Regions from separate parts of the Homo sapiens genome. Here region 1 is linked to region 2. A link is a loop called in an ENCODE intact Hi-C map of the cell type or tissue named here. Cell type or tissue: MCF 10A. All regions are shown on one strand. Links, peaks and the distances in the headings refer to the core of each region. The heading gives the core; the rest is flanking DNA. Region 1 overlaps CFAP46 (cilia and flagella associated protein 46). Region 2 overlaps ADAM8 (ADAM metallopeptidase domain 8).

The links. A loop is a pair of places that touch in the nucleus more often than their neighbours do. Peaks named below come from ENCODE experiments on the same cell type or tissue, not always from the same donor. Only the 100,000 strongest peaks of a DNase experiment are listed, where the experiment ranks them.
Region 1: a loop joins it to region 2, with 19 times the contacts of the local background. A loop is called at or near these places in 2 of 110 quality-filtered maps.

The regions. Positions count from the first base shown.
Region 1 is chr10:132,902,357-132,910,210 of GRCh38, reverse strand. It overlaps CFAP46 (cilia and flagella associated protein 46), which reads left to right. Exons shown (of 58, transcript NM_001200049.3): 20 at 143-292; 21 at 967-1,074; 22 at 1,577-1,743. Among named protein-coding and RNA genes, the nearest start is that of CFAP46, 36 kb to the left of the region's middle. RefSeq lists an enhancer at 5,331-5,831. In MCF 10A, for the core only: a CTCF peak has its summit at 5,806 (motif pointing left); a DNase peak (open chromatin) is centred at 5,800.
Region 2 is chr10:133,252,403-133,263,422 of GRCh38, reverse strand. It overlaps ADAM8 (ADAM metallopeptidase domain 8), which reads left to right. Exons shown (of 23, transcript NM_001109.5): 23 at 190-1,000. The coding sequence ends at 267. Among named protein-coding and RNA genes, the nearest start is that of MIR202HG, 10 kb to the right of the region's middle. RefSeq lists enhancers at 123-1,099, 4,038-4,087, 5,086-5,385 and a silencer at 1,416-1,745. In MCF 10A, for the core only: CTCF peaks have their summits at 5,504 (motif pointing right) and 5,709 (motif pointing left); DNase peaks (open chromatin) are centred at 5,112 and 5,752.

The DNA.
Region 1 (7,854 bases), core at 4,507-7,006, 350 kb after region 2:
GGTGGGCCTGAGGTCTCGTGTTTAAGGCCCTTCACGGGCTGGATCAGGAGCGGGCTCCATCCATCTTTTAATGGTTCGGATCTTGGCTCAAGGTCCCCTGTTTAGAATTCAGGTTTCGTGACCGAGAACACGTCTGTCCTAGGTCTGCGAGTTTGCCCTGAACCTGACCAATGGGAGTGCGCCCGAGGAGACGGTGCCCACCGGCACCCGGCAGCAGCTTATCGCCACCTGGGTCAAGGCCAAGCAGCTGCTGCAGCAGCAGATTGGGCCACGGCTGGGCACCGAGGAGCAGGTGGGCGCCCCTGCCCACATCTGGGCTCTGACTGAGGCCCTGTGGACATAGAGATCTGAGACAGCCGGGGGTGGTGGGGCCCCCGGGACCACTTAGCTCCAGATGGAGCCATCACGGATGGCCTGGGCACTCCCTTTTCCCACTGAGCTCACCGCCGCTGGCTGCCCTTGAGTGTGGCACGGGGCCTCCTCTGCCCACCCGTCCACGGGGTCTGTGAGCTGCTGGGCCTGTGGGGGTGCTGCGCTCTCCCAAGGAGGAGTGGGCCCAGGGCCGGCCCCATGAGCTCCTGGAAAGCCAGATGGAGGAGGGGCCTTGGAGCCTGGCCAGGAGCCAGGCCCTAGTGGGGCCCAGGGAGGCGGGGAGGGTCCAGGTGTTGACCTGCCTGCCCCAGCAGCCACCATGTCAGGCCCACTGGTCCTTCCCTCCTCGGGGGTCACCCAGCCTTCAGACAAGGCTGCCTCACACATGGGGGCCGCACGGACTTGGGGCTCCTCGTTGTATGAGAAGATGACCTGCAGGTCAACAGTTACAAAAACAGCCTAAGGTATAAACGCTCCCAATTTTGTGGTCTGATTATTGCCATAAAACTAATACCTTGCAGTGTTAAATTCACGCATATTCCAGACTCCCCCCGCACGCTTGGGCTGATACACTCAGGGCATCCTCCCCACCAGGGCACCAATGAGGATGTCAGCTCGGTGACCAGAGTCCTCGTTGCCTTGGAAATGTACTCATGCAACGGGCTGGGCCTCATGGACTTCACTGTCCCCTCCCTGGCCCAGGTAGGTGTCCCCAGGGGTCCCGGGAGGCCAGGGGCCAAGAGGCGAGGACGCCGAGGCTCTTGCCCTAGGTGGCTGGAACTCGAGCCCCATCGTGCATGCTCACCCCCACTCTGCCCCGCTCTCCCCCACCTCCCAACGGAGCTGCGCCCCCTCGACGCACTTCCTTCAGCTCCATGCTCAGAGCATCCCTGTCTCCTGGTGCGAGGCAAACGCTGTTTGAGCGGACCCTCCATTCCCACCCAACCCTGAGCCGCTCAGGGGCAGCCAAGGGCTGCACACGCCAGTCCCGTGTCCAGGACACCCTGTGGGGTGTGGGAGCTACAAGGACATCAGGGGTCCTCACAGGCACGGACGTGGCAGCTCAGCTTTTGTGGCACGGTGGCCCTTCACAGGCCACGCCTCTGCTTAGGATCACATGCGCTGCGTGGTCCGTGGGGGCTGCAGGCCGTGGGAAGTTCGTTGTTGCTAACACGGTGCCCCTTCTCTTGCCACCCACCGGAAGTTGGTGAAAATGGCTTCCGAGTGCAACTGGTCGGACCCCCTGGTGGAGCTGCAGACCCTGACGCGGCTGACCCACTTCGCCCATGCAGCGCGTGACCATGAGACCACCATGGCCTGTGCTCACAGGGCTCTGGAGATGGGCATCAAGTACCTGAAGAAATTTGGGCCGTAAGTAACCCTCATGACTGGACAAATTCCCTCAAAACGGGCAGGGAGCGCAGGCCTGGGCCTCAATCACAGATCAGGGAGCAGGTGAGCGCCCCACCAGTTCCCCAAAACGGGCAGGGAGCGCGGGCCTGGGCCGCGATCACAGATCAGGGCGCGTGTGAGCGCCCCACCAGGTCCCCAAAACGGGCAGGGAGCGCGGGCCTGGGCGGCGATCACAGATCAGGGAGCAGGTGAGCACTCCACCAGGTCTCCAGGCCCAGTCCAGAAAGCTTCCCACAGGCCTCAGCCATGTGCACAGGCAGCCTCCGTCCTGCCGGCCCCGTGCCCTCATGGACAAGTCAGCAGTGGCCCCGTGGAAAGCTGGTCAGGAAGGATTCTGAAGTCACGTGGGCCTCAGCAGGAGGGGTGTGTGGCCTGCTGGCCGCGTGTGCATTGTAGGCACAGAAAGGGGGGGCCTCAGCCTTCAGAGGCTGGGACAAAGGGCCACAGACCGGGGGGCTCCCACCCCAGATGGTTCCTGCTCACAGTTCCGGAGGCTGGAAGTGCCATCGAGGTGTGGCAGATTCGGCGTCTGCGAGGGCCCCTTCCTGTCTCACAGACGGCGCCTCCCGCTGTGTCCTCACATGCGGGAAGGGGCAGGGCTCTCTGGGGTCCCTTTCATAAGGGACTAACCCTGTTTGTGAGGGCTCCATCCCCATGATCCAACCCCCCTCAAAGGCCATCAAAGGCCACCCCAACACCATCACTGTGGGGGTGAGGATCGCCCAGCATGGGAATTTTGAGGGGACACGGACACTCCGCCCATGGCAGGTCGAAGGGAATTTTGAGGGGATAGGGACATTCAGCAGGTAGACAGCTGCCATTTCTAACGACATACAGCTTTGAAGTAATTTTGAATAGACAGATATGCACGCTAATTAAATTTGAAAATAAATAAGGGTAATTTCAATGAAAGAAAATGGCCTCTGACTTGGGTCCCTCGCTCACTCTCCAGAGTCAGCCGTGCCGCCAGGTCCCCGTCGTCAGCATAGCTGGACACAGAACATTCTCATTCTTTAATTTTCACGGATCTCACTTTTAGTGGCTTACCGTGTTCCATCCAGTTGAGCAATTGTTATCATCCCTAATCTTTCCCCAATTTTTGAATATGAGGCTGTTTTCCATCTGTTGCTATTGTAAATGTTTCTGCAGTAAAGGTTGTTTTCCTTGAGGTTCTTTTTGGCTAATTTCCTGGGTCTAATAATCCTGGAAGATGAAACCGCTGACCCAAAGGCTGTAACGATGTTTTCTGTGGCCAAATGGCCAGCGTGGGCAGCACCTGCCGGAGGCAAGGAGCGCCCCAGGCCCACGCCCCATCTTCCCACAGCCCTGCACACCAGGACGGCTCCAGGGCCTGTGTCGGCCACACCCGTGGGGATGCGAGGCCAACATAGGAACGTGCCAAGATGCCTTTCACGTCGGCAACTTCCACGTGTCCGGGGTCTCCTGGGTGCTCAGAGGCACAAGCAGGCCAGTGCTCAGGACTGGATACCATGTACCAGGCCCCCCATTCACTCAGTGCCCAGCACGGGGCATCACGCGCCAGGACCCCATTCACTCTTCTCAGTGCCCAGGATGGGGCATCACACGCCAAGACCCCGTTCACTCTTCTCATTGCCCAGGATGGGGCATCACGCGCCAGGACCCCGTTCACTCTTCTCGGTGCCCAGGACGGGGCATCACGCGCCAGGACCCCGTTCACTCTTCTCAGTGCCCAGGACGGGGCATCACGCGCCAGGACCCCGTTCACTCTTCTCAGTGCCCAGGACGGGGCATCACGCGCCAGGACCCCGTTCACTCTTCTCAGTGCCCAGGACGGGGCATCACGCGCCAGGACCCCGTTCACTCTTCTCAGTGCCCAGGACGGGGCATCACGCTCCAGGACCCCGTTCACTCTTCTCAGTGCCCAGGATGGGGCATCACGCGCCAGGACCCCGTTCACTCTTCTCAGTGCCCAGGACGGGGCATCACGCGCCAGGACCCCGTTCACTCTTCTCGGTTGGCAGGCACTACTGTTCCCAGGCTCTAGAGCAGGAAATGGGCAGGCAGAGGCCAAGTTGCTTCTGAGGCCACCCAGCTGGGGTGAGTGGCAGAGCTGGGACTGAACCCAGGCGATGGGCTATAAGCACTGCCTTGGCAGGGGTGAGACTGCGAGTGCTCAGGAGGCTGCGAGCCCTGCCAGGAGCTGTGCACCTGGGACCCTGCCCTGCTGGCCTGGCACTGCCATGCGTGGTGCCCCACGTTCACAAGGGGGGCTAGAGGGAGAGCGTGGCAGCAAAGGGCCGGAGCAGAGTTGGTCTGGAGCCCAGTCCCGCTGTTTTCTCTTTGCCAACATCGACGGGCTTTTCACTGCAAATGATCTTTCTTCCAAAACAGTATGGACAGGATTCCATGCCAGGCCCCCCTCTTTGGCATCCCTCTGTTGGAGGCTAGAGGTTACATTTTCCCTGCAGCCTGTAATAAAAATCAATTTGCTTCCAAAAGGAAAACTCACCTCCTTTGATGTCCCTCCCTAGCCTTCCTTGCAGGTGGGGCTGGGGGTGCGTCCCCAGCCCTGCAGCTCTGGCATAAGCAGGAGATGCCTGCCACCCACCCTGGCCCCTCAGGCCCTGGATGTGCTGAGGCTGAAAATACATCTGCCTGGCTCTGGACATGCTGAGATACCAGGCCAGGATCAGAGGTGTCTCTGGAAGTCTCTGTCTGACACCAGGCTGAGATCAGAGGAGCAGGAAATAGAACTGCCCCAACCTTCTCAGCAGCCACCACTTGAAGCAAAAAGAAAATAGAACGTTCCACGTGGAGGTAATTGTCAGCCTGGAATTCAAGCTCACCCAAACCATCAGTCACATATCAGGTCAAAATAAGCCATTTTAGACAAAAGGACCCAGAGAGTGTACTTCCCATACACCATTTTTAGAAAGTTTCTTGAGGATATGATCCAGAAAAACAAGGAAGTAAACCAAAAAAAAAAAAAAAAAGGAAAGATATGTGGGATGCTAGAAATAACAGATTCAACCTAGAAAGGTAGTCAAGAGCTGTCCCCAGATGGACGCTGTGCGGAGAGAGCTGTCTGACTGCATTGGGTGGCTCAGGAGGACCCTGGGGAGGGCGGGGAGACAGAGTCCCTCATAGGACGGATGGGGACAGTTCAGAGGCGTACACCAGTTAGAGAGTCCGGGAAACCAAGTCATTTACAGCCGGACTCTCCAATGAGAAACATGGTGTTCACTGATATTCCACTTTTAGGATTAACTTGTTGACAAAGAAAGAAGCATTTTGACAAAAGGAAAGGATTGATTTTGACAATACAAAAGTGAAGGAAAAGCGCAGATAACATATGCTGGTAGAGCAGGAAGGACGAGCTAAGGGAAGCGTGGGTGTTGTGGTCCTCACCGGGAAGGTGAGTCACCAGGGTCACAGTGGGGACCAGAAGATGAGAGGCTGGCGTGACGTCGTAGGTGCCAAGGTGATAGGTGGGGATTAAGTGTCATGCGGTCACTGGCCACACAAGTCAGTTGGAAGGGGCTGCAGGGGGTCTGAGTGAGCTGAACTGCATTCACCCTCGTAAGGAGCCTGTAGGTCGAGGCTGCAGCAAGCCGTGATTGTACCACTGCGCTCCAGCCTGGGTGACACAGCGAGACTCTGTCTCCAAACAAAACAGAACAAACATTATTTCTAAGAGAAATAAACTACAAAGACAGCGTCATAGAGGTGAGGGTGCAGAGTGCTGCTGCATAAAGCCTCCTCATAACTGAGTTACAATTACTTCCCCAAGTGTGGAGGGCAGAGCGGCACACAACAGGAGGATGTGGGGGCTGGGCGCCCTGGCCGTGCCACTGCTGTGTAAATTGACTTAAAAATCATTTTTTCTGTTAAATTAGCTAAAGCTGTAAATTTAAACATATGGTGACAGGGAAAAGGAGAAGTCATATGAGACTGGAAAAATTGGATTTCCACGTTAAGACTTTGGAAAGTCCTTTGTGGACCATTGCTGTCCTCTAGTGGCCCTTGGTGTCATTGCGTCCCAGCGGGAGCCCCTCTGCCCTGGGCGCAGTGTTGGCGCCTTTCCACCAACCGCAGGTGGGTGCTCCTGTGTGCAGGCAGCCTGGGTGCCAGGAGACTGGAGAGAACCCGCAGGCGTGCTGCTCAGCAGGAGATGATGTGGTCACCTCGCTGGTCACTGTCAGAGCCACAGGCCCTTCCCCAGTCCAGCAGGACCCATGCCCACATCCAGCAGACGACCAGCCTTTGTAAGAGATACTTTAAAAAGTTTACACATATTTCAGTTCTTCATTCTAATTTCTTTCCGTTTTGAAAATTATGTGTAGAAACTCTAGCATGGAATTTGCCACAGAGTAGCTTTTATGATAGCATTTTACACTAATAGCAAAAATGGCTTTCTGTTCTTGGTGAAAAGTACAGCAGTTACGAATGAGTTCATATTCTCAATTGTGACTGTGTGGTTGCCAAATCAGTTTCGCATTTATGCTATTAGTGTCAAGGAATATATATTATACATTTCATGTAGATTATTAAAATACACACAAAATGGGTAAAGAACAATAGTCTTAAGAGTGTCATTTGGACCTTCCAACTCAGCTCAACATTTTTATTTAACGTAATCACCAACAGTGATTTTATATATATTCACATATCATATATTTATTATGTGTAATATATTTATATTTAATGTTGTTAATAATATAAATTTAAAAGTCACCTAGTTCCGGCCTTGAAAGCATAATGGGTATCGTACTCTTGTGCTGTGAAAAAGAAAAACTGTAAAACTTGAAAATATACGTGAGACAGTTGTTTTTAGCTGTTGGACAGCAGGCAGTACCAGGCAGCCATTCTTGCTAGAAGGAAATATCGGAAGTGGGCTCCGCATTCTGCCTAAGGGAGCTTCACATGCTGCAGCCTGGAGAGCGGGCCCAGATGGAAGAGTCGCGGGGAGAAACGGGTCAGGGCTTGGGCCCAGATGGATGGAAGAGTCGCGGGGAGAAATGGGTCAGGGCTTGAGGCTGTAGCAGCTGAGGTGTCCAGGATGTGACGCGGCAGGTGGGGTGGGGCCCTCGTTCTGTGGAGCCACCCATGAGTCTGTGCCTGTCTGGTGGTAAACTGTGTGTGCACAGGACTAGATTCCAGGCCTGGCAGAAAACAGGGATGGAGGGGTCTGTACGCTGACAAGATGCCAGAGGCCATCCTGCGCTAGAGAAGTTGGAGCTGTGGCCAGCTCACATTGGGGCGTAACTCACTGAACTCCAGGCATTCAGAAAGACACACCTTAGCAATGGGGTGAGAGAAGTTGGAGCTGTGGCCAGCTCACATTGGGGCGTAACTCACTGAACTCCAGGCATTCAGAAAGACACACCTTAGCAATGGGGTGAGAGAAGTTGGAGCTGTGGCCAACTCACACTGGGGCGTAACTCACTGAACTCCAGGCATTCAGAAAGACACACCTTAGCAATGGGGTGAGAGAAGTTGGAGCTGTGGCCAGCTCACATTGGGGCGTAACTCACTGAACTCCAGGCATTCAGAAAGACACACCTTAGCAATGGGGTGAGTGCAGACTCACCCCAACAAAGCCTAAACCACATCTCAGTAGGATGAAGCTGAGCCACCAGTAATTAACTGCCTGTCAGAACAAAACCCAACACTCTTTAAAGGAAGTGGACACAATCCACACTTTCAGCAGCAGAGCCCTCACGACGTCCAGCATAAAGTAAGAAATTACTAGATGTGTGCAAAAGCAAGAAAATGTGGCTCATAACCAGGAAGAAAAGAGTAGAATAGAAAAAACAGCCAACAGACCCAGCTGTGGTGTATGTTGACATGAGCAGATGAGGAGTTGAAAACAGCTACTGTCAATATAATCAGATTTTCAATGGAAATAACTAGTGTACAGACAGGAATTTCAATAAAGAATGGAACCGATAATAAAATCACTGAATGGAATTCCTAGAAATGAAAAATAAAGTGTCTGAAATGCAAACGCCACTGGAAGAGTGTTATCATCAGGCTGGACGCTGAAGAATGATCAGTAACTTCGAATCCAGGCCAGTGGACTATGAA
Region 2 (11,020 bases), core at 4,244-6,743:
CTGTCCTCTGTGAGCTGTATATATTGTGACTGCCACACCTGCCATTGTGTGCATGGGCCATGTTGTTGGTGGATGAACCAAGAATCCACATTTTAAGAGATGTTAAAGGACGTAAAATTTCGTTGTACCCTTTATATACCTTTTATAGCAGGTAGTTTTTCAACATCAATTATCTTTTCCTCCTCCCAGGGTGCTGTTGGCCCAAAGGTTGCCCTGAAGCCCCCCATCCAGAGGAAGCAAGGAGCCGGAGCTCCCACAGCACCCTAGGGGGGCACCTGCGCCTGTGTGGAAATTTGGAGAAGTTGCGGCAGAGAAGCCATGCGTTCCAGCATTCCACGGTCCAGCTAGTGCCGCTCAGCCCTAGACCCTGACTTTGCAGGCTCAGCTGCTGTTCTAACCTCAGGAATGCATCTACCTGAGAGGCTCCTGCTGTCCACGCCCTCAGCCAATTCCTTCTCCCCGCCTTGGCCACGTGTAGCCCCAGCTGTCTGCAGGCACCAGGCTGGGATGAGCTGTGTGCTTGCGGGTGCGTGTGTGTGTACGTGTCTCCAGGTGGCCGCTGGTCTCCCGCTGTGTTCAGGAGGCCACATATACAGCCCCTCCCAGCCACACCTGCCCCTGCTCTGGGGCCTGCTGAGCCGGCTGCCCTGGGCACCCGGTTCCAGGCAGCACAGACGTGGGGCATCCCCAGAAAGACTCCATCCCAGGACCAGGTTCCCCTGCGTGCTCTTCGAGAGGGTGTCAGTGAGCAGACTGCACCCCAAGCTCCCGACTCCAGGTCCCCTGATCTTGGGGCCTGTTTCCCATGGGATTCAAGAGGGACAGCCCCAGCTTTGTGTGTGTTTAAGCTTAGGAATCGCCTTTATGGAAAGGGCTATGTGGGAGAGTCAGCTATCTTGTCTGGTTTTCTTGAGACCTCAGATGTGTGTTCAGCAGGGCTGAAAGCTTTTATTCTTTAATAATGAGAAATGTATATTTTACTAATAAATTATTGACCGAGTTCTGTAGATTCTTGTTAGATCAGCGGGGAAGGATGGAGGGCTTCAGTTCACGAGATACAAGGGTCGGCGCTTGGTAAAATGCAGACTGCGAATAGATGAGGTCAAGCCACCTTCTTTTCTCCCTGGATTTCTCAGGCCCTCCCCAGCGTAACTAAGCAGTCCCGCCCCTCCCGCGGGCAGACGATCCGATCCAGGAACCCACGCCCAAGAAGACTTCGCCGCGATGCACGGAGGAGCCCGCGCTACCCCTGCCCCGCCCCGTCTCCGGGCAATGGCCCGGCCCCGCCCCCGCCCCGTCTCCCGGCAACGGCCCCGCCCGCGCCCCGCCCATTCCGTCTCGTCTCCCGGCAACGGCCCCGCCCGCGCCCCGCCCATTCCGTCTCGTCTCCCGGCAACGGCCCCCGCCCGCGCCCCGCCCATTCCGTCTCGTCTCCTGGCAACGGCCCCGCCTCTTCCGGCCCCATGCCCTTGTCCGGGCCACTGCCCCGCACCCCCCCCGCCATGCTGGGCTCGACCCCGGCCCCGCGCGGCCTCCACGCCTGGCTGGACGCGCTCCCGCTCAGCCACCCACGCGCCGCCTGGCCCGGGACCTCAGCTATGGCGGTGGGCGCGCGTCCGCGAAGTCGTGGAGTCCGAGGGGCCCCCGCGGCAGGGGCCTGCGCCCTCGGCCCAGGAGAAGCGGCGAATGGCCCGCGGCGCCCCTCCCGGTTGCTCGCTGACCCCCCCGCCCAAGAGTCTGGGGCTGCGAACCCCGCTTCGCCTTTGCTGCATCCGACTCAGCCTTTCAGATCTGTAGGATCCGGGACTCCAGTGTCCGACTACAGGGCGGGGCTCACGGCCCACACGCGCCGCAGTACCCCGCCCGATGCGCACGTTCCCTCTGGGCACCCCCTGGGAGCGTCCCCGTGGTGCCAGGCTGGCGCGCTGGCCTCTGAGGAGGTGGCTTCTGCTCTAGGCACCTGAGCAGCAAGTCTGAGTGGGCGCCCACGGGGCGGAGGCTGTTAGACGCATCTGGTGCTGCACCGAGGAGGCCTGACGTCCCCTGTGGCCAAGCCCCCACACCCATGGGTGCTGCCTCCGGGTGGCTCCTCCGAGGCAGAGCCCTGAGCTGATAGCGCCCATTCGTCTCGCAGGCCTGCCACGCCCCCAGCTCCCTTCAGCACGAAGAATGAGAGCGTTCTGGAGGGGACAGGCCACTGCACTTGCAGAGGGTGGGTTCCTGTCTCTCAAGCCCATACCTCCCTTCCTCCCGATCTCCCCAGCCTCCGCCGCCCACCCCATTTCCTCGACAGTTGGATTCAAGGCTGGTGTCTACCTTGTAGTGGGGACCCAGCCGCCGGGCGCCAGAGCACCCAGACCCCGGAGTCCAGCAGCTACTGGAGGACAAGGAGCAGGCGCTGTCCTTTCCGCAGGAGACAGTCAGGGTGCAGGCGACCTGGCACCCTTGTTGCCGGGACACCCTGTGGCTGAAGGACTGGGAAACAGGGCCTGTGCGGAGCCTTGCAGAGAGGGCATGGCCTTCATTTTCTCCAGCCCTCCCCAAAATGCAGACATTTGCTGAGTACCTGTGGGCACCAGCTCTTATCACCTGGCGGTGCTGGCTGGCAAGTCTGCCTGGCTGCCCTCCAGCCAGAGCCGAGCCCCTTCTCCCATCCCCAAATGCACAGAAGACAGCCAGAGAGCCAGGGTCCTGGGCAGCACCTGCCCAGCCCAAGACTCCACATGAGCACTTAGATATGCAGTGCACACCTGGCTCTCTGCACACACCTGGTTCTCAACAGACACCTGGCTCTCCATGCACACCTGCTCTCAGTGCACACGCGGCTCTGCAGTGTACACCTGACTCTCTGCACACCTGACTCAGTGCACACCCGGCTCTGCAGCGCACACCTGACTCTCTCTGCACACCTGGTTCTCAGTGCACACCCGGCTCTGCAGCGCACACCTGACTCTCTCTGCACACCTGGTTCTCAGTGCACACCCGGCTCTGCAGCGCACACCTGACTCTGCACACTTGGTTCTCAGTGCACACCTGGCTCTCTCTGCAGACCTGATTCTCCGTGCACACCTGGTTCTCAGTGCACACCTGGCTCTCTCTGCAGACCTGATTCTCCGTGCACACCTGGCTCTCTCTGCACACCTGGTTCTCAGCGCACACCTGCTCTCAGTGCACACGCGGCTCTGCAGTGTACACCTGGCTCTCCGTGCACACCTGGTTCTCAGCGCATACCCAGCTCTGTGGTGTAAACCAGGCTTGACAGGCTCTGTGGACCCATGCCTGGCTCTGCAGGTGCACACCTGGCTCTTTCACCAGGGGTCTCCAGTTTTCCTGCGTGCAGGAAGCCCCTTGCCATACCTGCCTCCCCCAGCTCCAGCCATCAGGACCCTTAAGGGATGCTGGATGGGAGCCCGGACTCCACACAGACGTTCACTCCAGGCCTGCTGGGCAGTGCACGGCCACATCCGGAAGAATCCCTCTCACCCCAGGCACCTGCCTCGGGCACAGTGGCCACAGGAGAGGCCTGCTGACCGCCTCCTAAACCTTCCTATACTGGAAGCACAGACTCAGCCAGTCTCCAGCAGCAAACAACGTGACCCACTGTGGAAAAGCTGAGCTGCCTCAAAGGACGTTTCCCAGGTGAAGCCCAGGAATGACGGCCACATATGGGCAGAGCTGGGTGGCAAGGGGCAGGCCTGTGCTCAGTAGACTCAGCCGGACCAGGGCCCCCATGTGGACCCAACGCCACTCGCCGGTCATCCCAACAGTGTCTCTCGCTCAGAGACAAACTCCAAAGGCCAGGGGGTCTCTGCTGACTCTTCCAGGGCATCCATCTGACCCCATGCTGTGCAACAACTAAGCCAGGGCCCTCCGTGGAGTCGCCTTAAACTGCAGCTTGAGCTGCTTTCCCTCTGGGTGTCATGATGCAGCTGTGATTCTTGCTGCCACACGTGGATCATGGAGGCCGTGACTGGGAAGCCAGCAGCTTCACTTCCTGCCACCACTCCCTCTCTGCCAGGCTGCGGTCAATCTGAAGCCACAAAATGACGTCACTTTCCTGCTTTCTCCAGAAAACAGCTCATCCAGATCTGGGCACCCGCTCAGGAACCGCGATGTCGACATCATCTCCAAGAGCCCCTTCAACCCCGAGGCCCCTTGGGCACAGCCTGCACACCTGCCCCACACACTCTGTCCTGTGTCCCGGGCCCCTGTCTTGAGGTTCTGCCCTCCCCGGTGCCCCTGGGCCGAGGGCTTAGTCCCCTGCGGGGTCTCAGGAAGGAACTTCAGGGCCACAAACCTCAGGAGGGTTCCAAAGCCGCCTCAGGAGGCAAGGCGAAGGCAGCTGAAAGCAGCCGCTTCCTCCCTGAGCCAGAAGGCAAGGCCCCCTCCCCCTGCACGGCCAGCTGCTGCACCGCCCTGCAGGGGCACTGAGGCACAGCCCTCTCCACCCAGTGTCCCTGCAGTGCATAGGCTGAGAGGGCGGCTTCCCAAAGACTGGCCTGGTCAGGTGTGGTCAGCTACCCGGGGCCGCCTGTTCCCAGAGCCCCTCTCGAAGCCAGGCCAGGGCTGCCTCTAGGAAGGGGCCATTCCCAGGGGAGCAGCCCCTCAGTGCCACAGTGGGCTGGGGAGGGCCACGGCGGGTGCCAGCCCCCAGGGTCCGCCGCTTCCCCGCTGTCAGGGGGACTCGGTCCTGGCTCAGGAGTCCGGGTCATGCTGGGTCATGCACGTGGCAGGCTGCAAGCGGTGCTCCTGGAATCAGGAGACTCAGGTTTTCTGGAGTCACTGCAGTGACCCCTCAGAGACAGGGCTCCCACAGCACAGATTTCAGCAGGTCCTGCAGCTGGGGCTGGGCAGGAAGTGCTGGGGAAGGGCCTGGCCGAGAAGCCCGAGCCAACCCAGGCCTAGGCAGCTTCTGTCAGGAGCTGTGGCAGTGCCAGACCCTGCCCTGCCACCCCGGGTGGTGACAGCACAGGCCACCGCTCAGCTCCAGGTGCCCCCACAGGCTCATGCACACACAAACAGGGCTGCCTGCCACCTGCGAGGAACCTGCTCTCTCCAGGGACTCAGAAACAGGCGCCAGGCCAGAGACACACCACAGCCAGAAAGGCAGGTATCAGGAGCCAGCGGGTGCTTGGTGCCTGGAGGCCACACCCCAGACACCCACAGGCAGGGCCGGCTCACCCGCCGGAAGACAGGCCCAGGAGGCCCTCTGCAGGGTCCCCAGGATGACCAGGGCCCTGGTGGCATGAGGCTGGTGGAGGGTGTTGAAGCCAGGAACCCTCTCGATGGAGTATGGACCCCATCCTGGCTGGAGGAGAGGTTGTCAGGGCGGGGCTGGCCCTTGGGAGGCACCACAACCCCTGTGCAGGGTACCCCAACCGGGGAGAAGCCACCAGGCCACGCTGGAGTGGGAGCCAGGACCTCAGCGCCAGGTCCCCACCGCGTCTGCCGTGCCCACCCCTAGAGGGTGCTGAATCCTGGCCCCTCCCAGCTCTGGGTGTGTGGTGGGGAGGAGCTGCTTCTCTCCGTCCTCACCCGGCCTTGCCCTCGGCCAGCAAAGACCGCAGAGGAGAGTGAGACCCTTGGGAGCTCCCTGGGCTCAGGGGTTCTGAGTGCCTGTGCTGGGACCTTGGACGGCCAAGACACCGCTTGACTTCCACCTTCTGTCCTCTGGCGCCCGCCTGCACCTGGTCCTCTGCCTGCCCACGCGGCCAGCTAGAAAGCGCGCGCCCTCCAGTGGGAAGGAGAGCAAGGAGTAAAACGTCCCGCCAGGGAGTGGGGAGTGTCAGGAAATTAGGAGGAAGTGTCGGGGCTGCGGCTTGCCGGGATGTAGGAGCACAGGCCCTGGGGCAGAGGAGGGGCGGGGGGAGCCGTGAGAGGCCCGGAGGGAGCAGGGGAGGTGGAGAGGAGCTTTCCCCAGTGGAGCTGGCAGGAAGAGTCCCAGGTGCAAGGAGCGCATTTTAGAATTCCAGGACTCGGGAGGAAACCTGCAGGATGAGGGCTCCCCTTGGGGGCGGCCTGCATTTCTCAGCGGGAAGGTGGGTGTGGGTGCCCCTCACATCACCTGGCGTTTATTTTTGCATGTGTGAAATATAACAACAATTTCCTAGGGGAAAACACCCTAGGGTGCACAAAAGTTGTAAAAATGGGAACATATGGTCCGAAACTCACTGCTGAATAATGTGCTGTCATGAAATTTACTTCAAAAACCCCCTCACGGAGTACAATCTTGGGTAGATGAAGGAGAAAAAAAGTAAAAATGAATTTAAAAATCTCTTAAAGCTTCTGTTTTTTGTTTTTTATTTTTGAGACAGATCTGGCTCTGCTGCCCAGGCCGGAGAACAGCTCACTGCAGCTGGAGCCGTTCTCCCACCTCAGCCTCCGGCACGTGCCACCACGCCCAGCTAATTCTTTTCTTTTCCTTTTTTTTTTTTTTTTTTTTTGAGACAGGGGTCTCACTCTGTTGCCCAGACTAGAGTGTAGTGGCACAATCTCAGCTCACTGCAACCTCCACCTCCTGGGTTGAAACGATTCTCCTGCCTCAGCCTCCCAAGTAGCTGAGATTACAGGCGCCCGCCACCACGCCCGGCTAATTTTTGTATTTTAGTAGAGACGGGGTTTCACCATATTGGCCAGGCTGCTCTCAAACTCCTGACCTCAGGTGATCCGCCCGCCTCTACCTCCCAAACTGTTGGGATTACAGGCGTCAGCCACTGCGCCTTGCGTAATTCTTTTCATTTTTTGTAGCAATGGGGGTCTCACTGTGTTGCCCAGGCTGGTCTTGAACTCCTGGGCTCAAGTGATCCTCCTGCCTCTGCTTCCCACAGTGCTGGGATTACAGGTGTGAGCCACTGCGCCTGGCCAGCTTCTTTAGATCAAGCTGTAAATAACTTCAAATAGTAAATTAGTAGAGCAGACACGACTGACTAAAATTATTAGCAATGAAAGCACAAAGGAGTAAGCAGGGGAGGCCACCCTGAGCACGTCTGGACGGCTCGCGTGGGGAGTCCACGCTCAGAGCACCCCACAGGTGTGCAGGAACCGGCATGATCCACAGTGATCGCCTTTGGTGGCAAAACTTATTTCTTTTCTGCAGTACTCACAATTCTCCATCATAACAATGTGTCGTTTTACAAGCAGGAATAAATGAAAACAATGGCTGTTCAAAGCTTGCTGGAGAGAGGCGGCGGCAAAGCTCTGCTGCTCCCCGTGTTTCTGGAATCTGTTGACAATTGTATCTGCGCTTCTCACAGATTCTGAGAAGGACACGTATGTTTAACAAATATATATAACTTCCTCAGAGAGCCACTGAAGGCCAGGTGCGGTGGCTCATGCCTGTAAACCCAGCACTTTGAGAGGCCGAGGTGGGCGGATCACCTGAGCTCAGGAGTTCACGACCAGCCTGGGCAACACAGCCAAATCCCGTCTCTACAAAAAATACAAAACTTGGCCCGGCATGGTGCCCGTAGTCCCCTCTACTTGGGAGGCTGAGGTGGGAGGATCGCTTGGGCCTGGGAGGTGGAGGCTGCAGTGAGTCGAGATTGCACCCCTGTACTCCAGCCTGGGCCACAGAGTGAGACCCTGAAATAAAGAAAAGCTGTGGACGTGGCTGAATCGTGTGCACCGCTGACCCCCAGCATGTGGGCCTCACCCACCATCCACGCGACGCCCTCGCCAGGAAAAACAGAGCCATGTGACCGGGGAGGGTTGATGGGGGTGTCCAGAGGCCAGAGTGCCCTGGCAGGGTGGCCCCCACCCCATCTGTCCCTGGAGGTCTTTGTCTCCTTCTGTGCTGAACTCCACCCTCCAACAGCTCCCCGTGGCTGCCCAAGCAGGGGTGGCGGGGTGTCAAGGAGGGTGGGCGGCGGGACCGCGGGGCAGAGGGGCTGTGCATCCTGGGTAATCCCACCCTCGCCCTGGGTGGCCACCAAGCGGTGCCGGCAGCTGGACCTGGGTGCGGAGTGTGGAGCCGAGTTCACCTGCCTTTTTGTGGCTCCCAGAGGAACACGCAGAGACCCAACTGAGGCCAGCCTAACTGGGGCTGCTGAGGGTCAGCCCCGGCATCGGCTCGGGGCACCAAGGACCCAAGGAGACTGAGCAGGGACTGCAGCCGCTCAGCGGGGGTTGGAGGTGGCAGAGCCCTCCTCAGCCTGGGGGAGCTCAGCCCTGTCCTCAGTGAGAAAGACCCCCAGCCCCTGGCAGCGGACGGCAGTGACCACACAAGGGCTTGAGACCTGGGACTGGGACCTGGGCCGAGTGTGGGGTCCAGACCCAGGTGGTGGAGAAAGGGGTAGGCTCTGCAAGTGTGTGTGTGTGCATGTAGTGTGCTTTGTATGAGTGTGGGGTGTGTGTGTGTAGTACTAAACACATCATGTGACGTGTATATGTGTGTGGTGTGTGTCTACATGTGGTGTGGTGTGTGGGGTATGTATATATGTGGTGTGTACATGTGTGGTGTGTACAGGTGGGATGTGTATATATATGTGGTGTGCACATGTGTGGTGTGTGGGGTGTGTATTTGTGGTGTGTATGTGTGTGGTGTGTAGGTGTGTGGTGTGTGGGGTGTGTATATATATGTGTAGTGTGTACATGTGTGGTGTGTGTGTTGGGTGGCACGTGTGCACATGAGACACGGGGTCCAGCCCGGTGGCCCCAGCTCCTGGCCAGGCAATCCCAGGGGACAAAGGCTCCTGGACAAAATGGCTTTGGCCCCTTCCGCCCGCCGTGGCCTTGGAGGGCAGAGGAAAGTTCTCATGGCCCAGCGAGTGCTCCTGATATGTGGGTGTGCACAGGAGAAGAGAAAGAAAATATCAAGAAGCCGTGATTATCTCCTCTGAGGGAGTCACAGACACGCAGCCTTGAAACGCCAGCCCTGAGCTTAGGGCAGGGCTCTCCCAGGGCCGGGGATTAACTCTTTGCTTCCCTCTCCCTCCGGGGCTGGGGGCTGCCTATGGTGGCTCAGCTGAGCCCCTGGCCCACCAGCCCCTTGAGACCATCCCAGACCCTGCCAGGAGCCAGGCGGTGATCAGCCTCTGGGCACAGGCCCAGCCCTCCATCTCCCCTACAGCCGGCCTGGAGCACAGATTCCAGGGCCTGGCTCCCAAGGGGACATCCCATGGGGTCCCAGAGCCTCAGGAGCCTCAGGGCCCGGTCACTCAGCTGCACTGCCCTCCACACATGATCTGGGGCAGCCCCAGCACGCCTCAGGTCCTCAGTCTGACCTGGATCCCGGGAGCCCCCTGAAGACAGACGAACCGACCTGGGTCCTGGTCACTGCTCCAAGCTCATGCCCTCTCCATAAACTCGGTGTGGGGCCACCAGACGTAGCAAGTAAAAATTCAGGACACACAATTAATTCAAATTTCAGTGAAACAATGAAAACTTACAGTGTGAATGCATCCTAAATATTTCATGGGACATATTTATCCTAAGAAATGGTCCGTGTTCTTCCGAGACGCACATCTGACCCTGGGCCCCGTGTTATTCTGACCAGGGCATCCCAGGGTCAGCCGACCACCGCAGAGCGGGCACCCCCACGGCTCCGCCGCACAGCCCCAAGTTTTATTTCTATTTTATTTATTTTTTGCGGAATAAACAGTCTCAAGTGCACAAGCCCAGGGCTCTGGCAAATGCGTCCAGTGCGTAACTACCTCATCCTCAGGCCACGGAACATTCTACCGGGGGGGCCCTGTCACCCCACGTGGTTTGGCCTGCTCTGGGGAGGCCCGAGACCCTGTGTGTCTGCTTCTTTCTTGTACAGTCATCATGATTTTTTATCCATTTCTGTGTGGATGAAGGAGACTTGGGGACTTGGAGTGGTTCCTGTTTGAAGACCTTCTCCTTCTCCTTCTCCTTCTCTTCTTCTTCTTTTTTTTTTTATATGGAGTTTCACTCTTGTTACCCAGACTGGAGTGCAATGGCGCAATCCCGGCTCACCGCAACCTCTGTCTCCCGGTTTCAAGCGATTCTCCTGCCCCAGCCTCCCGAGTAGCTGGGATTACAGGTGCCCACTACCACGCCTGGCTAATTTTGTATTTTTAGTAGAGACGGGGTTTCTCCATGTTGGTCAGGCTGTCAGGCTGGTCTCGAACTCCCGACCTCAGGTGATCTGCCTGCCTCAGACTCCCAAAGTGCTGGGATTACAGGCGTGAGCCACCATGCCCAGCCTTCTTTTTTTTTTTTTGAGACAGGGCCTCGCTCTGTCACCCAGGCTGGAGTGCCTTGGACCATCACAGCTCACTGCAGCCTCGAACTCCTGGGTCAGATGATCCTCCCGCCTCAGAGTCTCGCATAGTTGGGACCACAGGTGCATCCACCACACACAACTAGTTTATTTTTTAATTTTTTGTAGAGACAAGGTCTCACCATGTTTCCCAGGCTGGTCTCAAACTCCTGGGCTCAATCAATCCTCCTGCCTCAGGCTCCCAAAGTGTTGGGATTACAGGCGTGAGCCACCCACCGCACCCGTCCCAGAATGTTCTTATTGAAGTCTTTCTGGGGACGGATGATTTCATTCCTCTTTGTAAATGCTTAGGAGTGGAATTGCCAGGTCACACGGTGGACACAGGTTTCATTTGTAAGACTCTGTCCATCTCCGAGGGAACTCTATTTCCAGCACCTCCTTTGACAGGTGGGGAAACTGAGTCCAGGAGCGGTCAGCTTTGCTCTAGGCCTCGGCTGCTTCTCTGGGGTAGCCATTGACATCGCCCGGCCTGCAACTCAGGGGTCGGTGGGACCAGCACATAACCTGAGGGAAGTGCTGACTCCCGGGACACTGGACCTATGGGGTGGGGGCTGCAGGGCAGGGTCAGGAGCAGAGTGGGACAGGGTGCAGGGCAGGACAGGGTGCAGAGAGGGATGGGGTACAGGGCAGGACGGGGTGCAGGGCAGGACGGGGTGCAGGGAGAGCTGGGGTGCAGGGAGGGATAGGGTGCAGGGCGGGCCGGGGTGCAGGGTGGGCTGGGGTGCAGGGTGGGGCGGGGTGCAGGGCGGGCTGGGGTGCAGGGAGGGATGGGGTGCA